4 separate regions of the Homo sapiens genome follow, and all the other regions are linked to region 3. The links are chromatin contacts, found by Hi-C or POLR2A ChIA-PET in ENCODE. All regions are on one chromosome and are shown on one strand. The core of a region is the stretch at or near the end of the contact, and the rest is flanking DNA. Distances in the headings are between cores, read along the strand shown. Region 1 overlaps CELSR1 (cadherin EGF LAG seven-pass G-type receptor 1). Region 2 overlaps TRMU (tRNA mitochondrial 2-thiouridylase). Region 3 has its middle 8.3 kb from the start of TBC1D22A-DT. Region 4 overlaps CELSR1 (cadherin EGF LAG seven-pass G-type receptor 1).

Region 1 (2,700 bases), core at 150-2,649, 300 kb before region 3:
GAAAGTGCTGACCGGAAGCGGGTGAGAGAGCAGAGAACACTCGCCCCCGAGGTCGTCTGGGTCACTACTCTCAGGGCAGAGGCTCAATTCGGACTCTCCAGCAGCTCCCAGCAGCCCTGGGTCCAGATCGTGGCCGGTTATAAACAGCAGAGACTGCCAGACCCCCACCACAGCGCCGATGGTGGGACCTGCTCACTACGCATGCCTTCAACAAATATTTACCGGGTGTGAGTGGTCGAGATTGTTTAATTAGGGAGAGGAGACACCAGGAGCAGCCGGGGTTGTTAGCAAAATAATGGACCCCAAAAGGCGTCCACATCTTCATCTCTGAAAGCCAAGGATGTGTGACCTCAAGGCCTAAGGGACTTTGCAGATGTGATTAAGGATCTTGAGACGGGGCAGTCATCCTGCATTACTGTGTGGCCCCAAAGTCATCACAAGGCTCCTTGTAAGCGGTGGGAGGGTGAGGGGCAGAAGGTGCTAGTGGTGGAAGCAGGGGTCGGAGTGAGGTGAGGAAGGTGCCAGGGACTAAGGACCAGGTGGCCTCCAGCAGCTGAGGAAGGCAGAGCAGGAGGCCCTCCCCAGGGCCTCCCGGAGCAGCCCCGCCCACGCCCCTGAATGCAGGGCTCCTGCCCTCCAGAACAGTAAGAATGAATCCGTGCTGCGTTAAGCCCCTCGTGTGTGGAAATGTTACAGCGGCCACAGGAGACTCGTGCAGGGGTGAGCGAGCGTGCCCAGCCCTGCTGTCACGGAGCCCACACTCTCTCTGCAGAAGCAGCATCCCTCCAGTGCACGCACAGACGCCCATGACCCGCAGCCAGCCCGGCCAGGCAGCCTTGTCTCCCCTCAACAGCACAGACTTCGAAGTCACGGGGAACGGCGTGTGCTTTAAACCACAGCGAGGTTTCTATTGCATGCGGCTCGTCTTCAGGCCACTTTTCTAACTGTGGGCCAGACATTTCTGGGCAGATGTTTGTTCCTCACTGACTCACATTCCACACCTAGTTCAGCTCGCCCACCTCCAAGCTGTCCGGGTGGGACGCGGGAAACCCTCTGCTCCTGCGCTTAGCGTTCGCAAAGGTAAACACATCGCAGAAACCTGCCTCCCACCCTGGAGTGGCCCGTGGTCCTCGCAGACACGCGACAGGCAGGCCAGTGAGAAGCGCCAACAGCCCTGGTTCCCAAACTCCTTAGCTCCTCAGCGAAGGAGCACCCACGGCTGAATTGTGTCCCCAGAAAGATACGCTCAGTTACGAACTCCCAGTACCCTTGAAAGTGACCTTGTTTGGAAATAGGGTCTTTGTAGAGGTAATCGACTTAGGATGAGATCATTAGGGTGGGTCCTAATCCAGTGACCGGTGTCCTTACAATGAGATGGAAACCTGGACAGAGACAGACGTGCACGGAAGAACACAGTGTGAAGACGGAGGCGGAGACTGCAGTGATGCATCCGTGAGTCAGATACCACCTGGGGCTACCAGAAACTGGACGAGGCCAGGAGAGGCCCTCTCCTAAAGCCTTCAGAAAGAGCACAGCCCTGCAGGGACCTTGGCTTTGAATTTCTGGCCTCCAGAACAGTAAGACAAGAGACTTTTTTCTCTTTTTCTTTTTTAGACAGAGTCTCGCTCTGTCGCCCAGGCTGGAGTGCAGTGGCGCCATCTCGGCTCACTGTAACCTCCGCCTCCCAGGTTCAAGCGATTCTCCTGCCTCAGTCTCCCAAGTAGCTGGGATTACAGGTGCCTGCCACCGCGCCTGGCTAATTTTTGTGTTTTTAGTACAGACGGTGTTTCACCATGTTGGTCAGGCTAGTCTTGAACTCCTGACCTCAGGTGATCCACCTGCCTCGGCCTCCCAAAGTGATAGGATTACAGAGGTTCTAGTTTTGAATTCCTGACCTCAAGTGATCCGTTTGCCTCGCCCACCCAAAGTGCTGGGATTTCAGGCGTGAACCACTGCACTTGGCTTGAGACAACAGATTTCTGTCGTCTTCAGCCACTCAGTTTGTGCCGATCGGTTACAGCAGCCCCAGGAAGCTCACGGAAGCCGGAGGAGGACTGCAGGGTGTGAGGACCGTGCTGGGCTCCAGTGCTGGTGGGCTGTGCCTGCACACGCCGCACAGGACGCTAATTCTGTTTATCAAAAGCCCCAGCTTTGGGGAAAGAAATTGAGTGGAGAACAGGAGATATCTGGCTACATTGACCCACACCCTGATCCCCCGGCAAGATTTTTATAGAAAACAGTTATCCAGAAATGAAATAATGCCCCAGCTTTACAGCTACGTACCAGGGACATGGCAAATCTCAAAACCTGGACTCTGTACAAAAAGCCAAATGCAAAAGACTTGAGAAGCACCAAGGAGAGAAAAACTTGAAGTAATCCTGAATTATCTGAAAAGCACGTTTTCCCAAGAAAGGATTCTGTTACTGCTTTATTTGAGATTTTAATTACAGGTTATGTAATGAGTTTTATTTTGAATGATAATTAACGCTCAAGTTTAAGGACTAACTGCGACTTTACTAGGAATACTTGGAAGTGAAGCTTTAATCCTGGAAGCCACAGCGAGCACTGGCCCACGTGCAACCCTGCGCTAAGCAGACGTCACTCCGCAGGGTGATGGCACAGCTCGCCATGAATGAGGACCTTATCTGAAAGTGCAGAACTTGCAGGCTGGGAGGGATGAGTGCGTCAGCAGATCACATG
Region 2 (2,700 bases), core at 183-2,682, 400 kb before region 3:
GGGGCCACGGTGGAGAGCGCACGCCACCCAGGCTCCCCAGCTAGGGCAGATGTGCTTGAGGAAGGCGCCTCTCTCCTCTGACTCCCCTGGAGCCCTCCCCTAAGGCCTTAGCTTCAGGCCTGGCTTTCCTGCTACCTGCCCCTTCTCTGGTCCCTGTCTCTCCCCCACTCCTCGCAGGACAGTGGCCTGAAGGACCTGACCGGGTTCTGCTTTCTTCCCCGGGGCAGCTGGTGTGAGGGTCTCCCGCGCAGGGTCAGACCCCGCGGGCCGAGACAATGAGGCGTTCTCTAAGGCTCTGGCATCGTGTGCGCCGGCTGTGACTGGCGGCCGAGGGTGCCGGTGGGCAGCCGGGCCCCTACCCTGGAAGCAAAGTGTGGGGTGAGGCCGGGAGGCCCCAGGGCCCGCTCAGGACGTCTGGGTACAGCTTGGGCCACCGCCACTTCTGCTCCTCTCACGGCTGCCGTCTTCTCATTTCAGAGCATGGGCATGTGTTTCATCGGGAAGAGGAATTTTGAACATTTCCTTCTTCAGGTGCGTGCTGCTCTTTGACACAAAGAGATGGGGCTGCGTGTCTGCCCTGGGCCTAGATCTCCGTCGGTAATGACATGTTTGTTTTCCAGTATCTGCAGCCTCGACCTGGTCACTTTATTTCCATAGAAGACAATAAGGTTCTGGGAACACATAAAGGTGAGGTGCAGACTCTGCCACTTGTCATCTGAAATGCCTAGAGCTGTGGCGTTTCAGCTCTGGGAGACTAGACCAGAGTTCCTGTCGTCCCTTCCACTTGGCTGGAGAATTGTAGAAGGCTCTGTGGGGCGGCCGGGGGCGGGCACGGCCTAGGGTGGAACAGTTGCCTTGATGGTGGCTGGGTGCACTTCCAGATGTGGCCTCAGCTGAGATGCTGGAGTTCATGAAAAGCGCGCCTCTGACTTGGAAGGACTATACTCTGTGAGTTACGTATCAAGTCCCTGTAAAAAGAATGATTTCCTTCCTGTGTAAGGAAAATGTTAAACTACACAAAACTCCACTCTGATTCAGGGAGTAAGGTGGACGTCCCGGCATGGTGTGAATGATTAAGGACCACATGCAGCGATGGGATCAGGCGTCCGCGCTGGCCAGAGTGCTGCTCGCTCATGTGCAGACCCTTACTGCGGTGAGGCCTGCGTGAGCCTGTGCTGTGCCTGGTGTCAGGGGACAGGCTCCGAGTCAGTCACAGTGTGCAGTCCTGCTGTGGGGACAGAGTGCAGCCATTGTTGGGTTAGTACAGTGGCGGGGATGTGCCTGCCGGCGTGATGATCAGGCAGGTCTTGACACAGCACAGACCTGAGCTGTGGGACTGGCCAGGAGAGCCAGGCTGCAGCTCAGGTGTAGGGCGTCTTGCAGTGAATTGCACTTGGAGATCTTCCACCTCTTGTGGAGGGGAGACGGCAGGCGGAGCCGGGGCTAGGCATTCCTGAGACAGGTGGAGGTGACAGCTTTGCTTGGGACAGAACTGCCAGACAGGATTGCCCATGTATCTGCCAGCCCTGGCCCCAGCAGGAGCCAGTTGGATGACTCATGGCTTCCACCTGCAGTTCACTTCACTGAAGAAGGCTGCCGGCCCAGGCCACGTGGTAAATCCCATGAGGTTCTCTCTGCCTGTGTGCCCCACTGCAGGGGAGGGAGGCAGTGAGTTTGCCATCTGCTGTGTGACATTGTGAGGGTGCGCAGAGCAGCTGGGGGTAGCCCTGATGCAGTTACTGCATTAGATGGACACTGTGAAGACGTGCAGCTATGTCATGGGCTCAGCAAGAAGGGCCCCTGGCGTCACACAGGGCACCCAGCCGCATCCTGGGCCTAGGGTCAGGGGCTCCTACAGCTGGAACCTGCACCTTCTGGGGCACAAGGTGCCTTCTTTGTGGCCACCACACCCCATGTCCAGCCCAGGCCTGGACAATGATGAGATGTGCTCAGGTGCTTGGTCAGGGCTGGCTTTGGTGGTTGGAGAATCGTATCTTCCTAGTGAGTTACACCATTGCTGGGCCTGCTCTGGGCTGCCCTCCCAGCATCTGCCTTCATGATGAGGCGTGACATGTGGGCTGTAACTTGTTGCCCAGCCTCATGGAGAAACTGTCTTTCTGTAGGTTGGTTCCTGTATACCTTGGGCCAGAGAGCAAACATAGGTGGCCTGAGAGAGCCCTGGTACGTGGTGGAGAAGGACAGCGTCAAGGGTGACGTGTTTGTGGTGAGTGGGCCGGCCTCTGAGACAGCACTGGGGCTGGTTCTGGCAGGGCCAGCAGTGCTTCCAGACCAGGGCTTGAGAAGGCCTCCAGCAGCCGTGGCTTCCTGGAGGCTGTGACTAACTCTGTTCCTGTCCTTGGTCCCCTGCCTTTCCTGGGACTGGCCATGGTGGCAGGAGAGTTTTAAGGTATTCATTAGGCTGAGTTGTATGCTGGTCTCTTAATCATCCCTGAACCCCGATACACAGATACAGTTTCTCCAATTTTATGAAAGAGGACAGCGACGCCCAGAGCTTGGGTGGCTCATCCGGTGGAGAGGGCATGGCCTCAGTGCCAAGGATGGTGCCCACCATGGTAGGATCCAGTGAGTTGTTGTCAGGCAGGTGCAGATGGCCAAGCCAGGATCAAACCAAGCCTTCCACCACAGTGGGGACCTTACCACTGTGACCCTGGCCTCAAAGCAGGGCCGCTCAGTGGCGGC
Region 3 (2,700 bases), core at 125-2,624:
GGGAAGCCGGGGTAACCAGAGGACTGAGCCTGCTCCAGCAGATACACACAGGGGTTACCACACCAACGTGTGGCCCTTGAGGGCTCCCTGGCTTAGCACAGCCCCTCACCCCTCTAGCCCTGCCCCCTGCCCCTCAGGCCCCTAGCGCCCCTGGGCCCAACACTGGGTCCCATGCCTCCCCCACCCCCATCCCCAGGCCCCGCTCTTGCTTCCCGCAAGTCCTGCCCCACGCCCCTGGGAGCCTCTGCTTCAGTGAGGATGGGTCCTTCTCCACAGTGACAGAGGGGATGGAGATGTGGCAGGAGTTCCTTGGAAGGTGCCATAGGGCATCACTTCATGCCAGCTGTGGCTTGGTCCCTTGCGTAGGGGAGTAGGGGGGAGGGGCTGCCTTTGGATCCATTGCCAGCGAGCTTAACTCCTCCAGAATGGCATGTCTCCCCACCCCTTGCAGTGTCCCCAGGACACCTGGGTGGGCAGCCACCATCCCTCCTTTGGAAGAACCAGTGTCATCCGAAGGTGGTCAGGAAGTGGGAGGATGATGCCGAGTGGCCAGTACAGACCCTACAGGGCCAGATTCCTGAATTTTATTTTTGTTTGGATCGCTAAGCGTCAGTACTATAAACAGCAGTTAGCCCTGGCTGGATTCTGTCATGTGCCCAGGTTCATGCCCGATTGCATTGAGCCCTCTGCCAGCAGGTGAGGAAACAGGCTCAGCTGAGAAGGCTGCCCAGATTTGCACAGCAGGATTGAAATCCATGTCTGTCTGGTTCCAAAGTCAGGGGTTCATCCACCTTACCACTCGGCCTGACCCGCAGGCTCTTAGGATTGAGGCCCAGAGAAACGAGGTGTTTGCAGTGTCTCAAAATAAGAGACCACTCCCCCCAGTCTCTCTTTCCATCCAGTGCCACACTGTGCCAGGCAGGCCATGCCACCAGAACCCAGGAGTGTCCCCTCCCCACCAAAGTGGCCTTCTGCAACTGCAGGGGGCTCAGCTTGGAACCAGGATGCCAAACCGTGCACAATCCCAGCAGAAGTGTGGTGCCAGCACCTTGCCTGCCTTCTCCCCTCACCCTCAGGATGTCCATGCCTGGGATGCCACATGGGCAGGCCCTTTAGTGCCAGCCTCCCCACGCCATGCACCTCTGGGTCTATGTCCACCCAAAAGTGCCATTCAGGCTGGGGCCGCAACACACTTTCCATCCTGGCCGCCAGGCTCTGATGTCATAAGGGCACAGAGTTCCCAGGTCTGTGTCCCCAGTTCCTAGCAGTCAGATATCTGGCCCAGTCAGATATCTGGGAGATGCCTGCTCTCCGGGCCACTTTCTCTTCTGGTGTTAAGTGACAGACCAGCTCCTTCCTTCACTCTAGCAGCTGCGGGAAGTCCAGGGATGACACAGCACCATGGGGCCATAGGGCCTTCCGGTTGCCACTCCAGGCCAGGCTTCACGTCACTTACAGACTCACTCCCTACTCTGCGGTGTCATATTTGCTCAGAGATTTTGGTTTACAAACTGCCTTCCAGTCCTTTGTCTCAGGGGATTCCCATCATGACTCTGGGAAACACACAGGGCAGGTGTCCTCATCTCCATTTTACAGGTGGGAAAACGGGGGCTGGCCGTGTTTACAGCAGAGTGTGATCAGTCACAGGAGACATGAGGCCAGGATGCAGCTTGCAGACGGCCAGTCTGGGCTCCCTCTGATGTCTGCTGTCCTCTCTCTATCCTGCCTGAGTCACTTTGGGTTGGACTGTCCATGAGTCACGGCCGACTGTGGCTCCTGCACGTTTGCCAAGGGGGTGGGGACCACGTGCTGCAAAGGACCATGGGAGGAAATGCCACAGCTGGTTGTGTTTCCGATTAGCAGTGGGACTGTGGCCAGGGCCCGGCAAGGTGAACTGGACAGTGAGTGGGCTGTGGGGTCAGCAGCTGGACTCCAAACCCTGTTCCCTTCACTCTAGCTGGGGGACTTTGCCTCTTGAAGCCCCTACTTTCTCATCTTTAAAATACAAATCATGATACCCACTGTGTGCGCCATCCCCTCCCCACCCCCACTGCCACCCCCTCCCTCCCCACCGCTGGGCATCTGGTGAGGGGGGATGAGGAGGATGCTGAGGATGCTGGAATTTGCTGAGCTTGAGAGGTGGAGAGGGTTGCAGATGCACACGGGAAAGGGACTGAGAGGCCTGCAGGTGAGGTCTGGGCAGGAGGTCTGCAGGAGCATGGCAGAGGATCAAAGGTGATGGAAGGGGCTGATGGTGGCTGTGAAGGGTGCGATGCATCTCCAGGGTGCATTTAGGAGGCTTGTTTGCATGAGCCGTGGCATAATGGCCCTCCTCTGTCTACCCTGAAAGCCTCCGAAAATCAGTCTTATTCTTCAAAGCATTTGGATTTGCATTTGTTGTTTTTCCTGGATGTGAAAATAATTGATCAATTTTTGGGGGGTGGGGGTGTCTTTTTAATTTTTTTTTTCTTTTTTTGCATCTAAGAAAGCATTTGGGCGGCTCCTGCCTGTAATCCCAATGCTGGCCGGGCATGGTGGCGCGTGCCTGCAATCCTAGCTACTTGGGAGGCTGAGGCAGGAGAATCACTTGAACCTGAGAGGCAGAGGTTGCAGTGAGCTGAGATCATGCCACTGCACTCCAGCCTGGGCAACAGAGTAAGACTCTGTCTCAAAAAAATAAAATAAAATAAAATAAAAAAT
Region 4 (2,700 bases), core at 138-2,637, 380 kb before region 3:
AGGACTATTTAGTCTTTCTACATCTTAAATCATTTTGTTTTGTTTTGAGACAGTCTCGCTCTATTGCCCAGGCTGGAGTGCAGTGGCTCCATCTCTGCTCACTGCAACCTCTGCCTCCCAGGCTCAAGCAATTCTCCTGCCTCAGCCTCCTGAGTAGCTGGGATTACAGGTGCCCGGCACCACGCCCAGCTAATTTTTGTATTTTTAGTAGAGATTGGGTTTTACCATGTTGGCAAGGCTGGTCTTCCTGACCTCAAGTGATCTGCCTGCCTCAGCCTCCCAAAGGGATCCTGGTGGGATTACACGCATGAGCCACTGCCCTTAAATCACTTTTGACAAGAGTTGTATTTTCCTGGGGATGTACACAAGAATCACTTGAACCTGGGAGGTGGAAGTTGCAGTGAGCTGAGATTGTGCCATCTCACTCCAGCCTGGATTGACAGAGCGAGACTCTCAAAAAAAAAAAAAAAGAAAGAAAGAAAGAAAGGGCCCCCCATCTCCCAATAGAGTCAAAGTGCTTGGGCCTGCCAGTGAATCCCACATCTCCACCCACAGCCTGTGACCAGGCACGTTCCTGAAAGGGCATCTGTGAAGCAGAGGTGGGGGTGGTGAGGAGGAGCTAGCCAGGGTGCTTGGAGTGGCCAGGACAGGACTATGGTAGCTGCTCCAAGCTGCGGCCCAGACAGTGGGGAGGGGAGCAGAGTGGCCATACCGGGTTTTCCGTCTGGTTGATCCCAATCACGAACACCAGCTGAGAGAGGAAGAGCGCCACGGCGAGGTGCTTGTGAATGCTGTGCAGGTTGGAGCGCAGCATGCGGACCAGGCTCAGGAGGACGAAGGCCACCAGCAGGGCTGCCAGTGACAAGGACACAGCGGCATAGGTGACAATCTTCAGAGGCAGGACCTCCCCGTTCTATGGGCAGGAGGGTTAAAGGCAGGAGAGAAGGTAAGGGCCGAGGCTCAGATCTGGTCATTGCATAACAGAGATAAATTACACACTTGCTTATGAAACGATCAAGGCTGGCAGGATCAGGCTGGGCTGGGGAGGCCGAGTGCTCATGGCTCTGGGCCTGGAACTGCCCCTCCTGAGGCTCCTTCAATGCCCTGGGCCCTGGGCATCCCTGGGGCCTGCGGCAGCACGCCAGGCTCCCTCCACTGGCTTGGGGGCCGTTCAGAGACCTCTGGCTTTGGGGCGCCCAGGCCATGGGAGCCTCGGACTCTCACTCCAGCCTCCTTTCTTCTGCCTCAATTTCAGCTTCCTTGGCCCACATGTCACCTGGCATCCTGGCCATGAGACAAGCCCCAACCCCGCCCACATATGAACAAACTCCACTAATCACTGACCCCGTCTCCAGGCTGGGTCCTGCTGGGGAGTGACATTTGCCCATGAGACAGGGGCAGAGGCGGGTCAGCTTCACCTGCATATTGCACAAGAGGCCGCTGCCCTCCTCCAGCCCCGCCTGAGGGCTGACTCACCCTTCCAAGAATGTGACAGAAACCAGGGCCACTTCACATCAAAAAGCCCTCGGAAAGGACAGTGGCCTGGGCCCTTGAGCCACAGTGCAACCCCGGGGAGGGGCCGGGGGAGGCTACCCAGGCCCCTGGTTCTGACTCCTAGACCCCAGGGTCCCACACAGGCCATGGCCAGGCTGGCTCCCACCTCCCTCCTGTCTGGATAACGGGAGGCCAGGACAGCGCTCGGGCCATTCCCCAATTCATCTGCAGCCCACAATGGCCGGCTCACATTCCCAGGCCGCTTAAAATGCCAGAGGTTAAACATTAGCCGCCCAGCCTTTTGTCCTGCTGCCCTGCGTGTGGCCCCGAGGGAGAGCGCCCAGCAGCTGTCACCTCCCTTAGGATCAAAGCAGGTGGGGAGCGGCACCGTCCAACAGACCCGCACTGAAGTGAGGGGCAGGTTCCGAGAGCTCCTCGGAGCCTGAGCTTTGGGTCTGCCATTCCGGGGTTTAATACATAACCAGGGCTCTCTGAAAACCCTTATAATGGGGCTTTGTTATGGAAATCCTCAGACTCTGGCCAATCCTCGAATATGTGTTTTAATCGGTTGATTTGTTTTGTTCCAAGCACTTAGAATGGAAGATTTAGTTTGAGGAGGGGACAGATTTGGGGGCAGGCTCAGCAGGTTTGAGGACGGGCAGGTTTGGCGGGGAGGTGCAGGTTTGGGGGGGAGGGGCAGGTTTGGCGGTAGGCCCAGAGGGCACAGTGGCCACGGGAGGATGCCCACCTCACGCCTGGAGATATCCATGAGCACCGCAAAGCTGGCTGTGTGGCTGCACTGGCAGGCGACATGTGTCCGGTTCCTGGACAGGAGCTCGCAGCCCCGGGCAGACCACCCTCCCGTCCCACCAACGCTGCGGAGAGGACAGAGAAGGGGCAGGGGTAAGACGGTTCCCTCTGCCCATGAGTCTGTAAAGGGCAGCCTTTGCCCAGCCCTGGGGGCTCCCAGGCCATCCTGGCCAAACCAAACAGCAGGTGCCGTGAGTGCTGAAAGCCCAGCGCCCTCGCAGGCTGCTCCCCACCGTGTTCCTCACCAGCCCCCTACACCGAAGACAAGAGCCACCTGGCTGTAAGAAGAGCAGCCTCACTGCCGCGGAGGCAGGACCATGGGAACAGTCTCCCTTCCCTTCTGTGTCTGGTCAGGGCCTCCAAGGAGCACCCTCTGAAGTTCAAGTTCTACGTGCC

The links. A loop is a pair of places that touch in the nucleus more often than their neighbours do. ChIA-PET counts read pairs that join two places held with the same protein, here RNA polymerase II (POLR2A). Pooled maps may share reads with other maps.
Region 1: a map of PC-9 shows a loop between it and region 3 (6-fold over the local background). The contact joins two enhancer-like sites. A Hi-C loop is called at or near these places in 1 of 168 maps with a recorded cell type or tissue (PC-9). POLR2A ChIA-PET finds 5 or more read pairs at or near these places in 1 of 52 experiments (K562).
Region 2: a pooled map of heart left ventricle shows a loop between it and region 3 (2.7-fold over the local background). The contact joins two enhancer-like sites. A Hi-C loop is called at or near these places in 1 of 168 maps with a recorded cell type or tissue (cardiac septum) and 1 of 50 pooled maps. POLR2A ChIA-PET finds 5 or more read pairs at or near these places in 2 of 52 experiments (WTC11 and activated B cell).
Region 4: a loop to region 3 is called in a map of PC-9, with 9 times the contacts of the local background. The contact joins two enhancer-like sites. A Hi-C loop is called at or near these places in 1 of 168 maps with a recorded cell type or tissue (PC-9). POLR2A ChIA-PET finds 5 or more read pairs at or near these places in 2 of 52 experiments (WTC11 and activated B cell).

What each region holds. Positions count from the first base shown.
Region 1 is chr22:46,453,637-46,456,336 of GRCh38, forward strand. All of the region lies in intron 2 of CELSR1 (cadherin EGF LAG seven-pass G-type receptor 1), which reads right to left. Among named protein-coding and RNA genes, the nearest start is that of CELSR1, 83 kb to the right of the region's middle. RefSeq lists enhancers at 1-214, 215-798, 1,896-2,396. Within about 2 kb of position 1,400, at least 4 of the 41 ENCODE cell types and tissues checked have a DNase peak (open chromatin) inside an H3K27ac peak, as active enhancers do; they include PC-9, where a contact is called at or near this core.
Region 2 is chr22:46,351,644-46,354,343 of GRCh38, forward strand. It overlaps TRMU (tRNA mitochondrial 2-thiouridylase), which reads left to right. Exons shown (of 11, transcript NM_018006.5): 6 at 478-531; 7 at 621-687; 8 at 2,124-2,224. Among named protein-coding and RNA genes, the nearest start is that of TRMU, 17 kb to the left of the region's middle. Within about 2 kb of position 1,433, at least 7 of the 41 ENCODE cell types and tissues checked have a DNase peak (open chromatin) inside an H3K27ac peak, as active enhancers do.
Region 3 is chr22:46,752,862-46,755,561 of GRCh38, forward strand. No RefSeq gene overlaps it. Among named protein-coding and RNA genes, the nearest start is that of TBC1D22A-DT, 8.3 kb to the right of the region's middle. RefSeq lists a silencer at 1,289-1,465. Within about 2 kb of position 1,375, at least 36 of the 41 ENCODE cell types and tissues checked have a DNase peak (open chromatin) inside an H3K27ac peak, as active enhancers do; they include PC-9, where a contact is called at or near this core.
Region 4 is chr22:46,376,349-46,379,048 of GRCh38, forward strand. It overlaps CELSR1 (cadherin EGF LAG seven-pass G-type receptor 1), which reads right to left. Exons shown (of 35, transcript NM_001378328.1): 23 at 2,243-2,369; 24 at 713-913. Among named protein-coding and RNA genes, the nearest start is that of TRMU, 42 kb to the left of the region's middle. RefSeq lists enhancers at 634-1,833, 1,284-1,578 and a silencer at 1,284-1,578. Within about 2 kb of position 1,388, at least 16 of the 41 ENCODE cell types and tissues checked have a DNase peak (open chromatin) inside an H3K27ac peak, as active enhancers do; they include PC-9, where a contact is called at or near this core.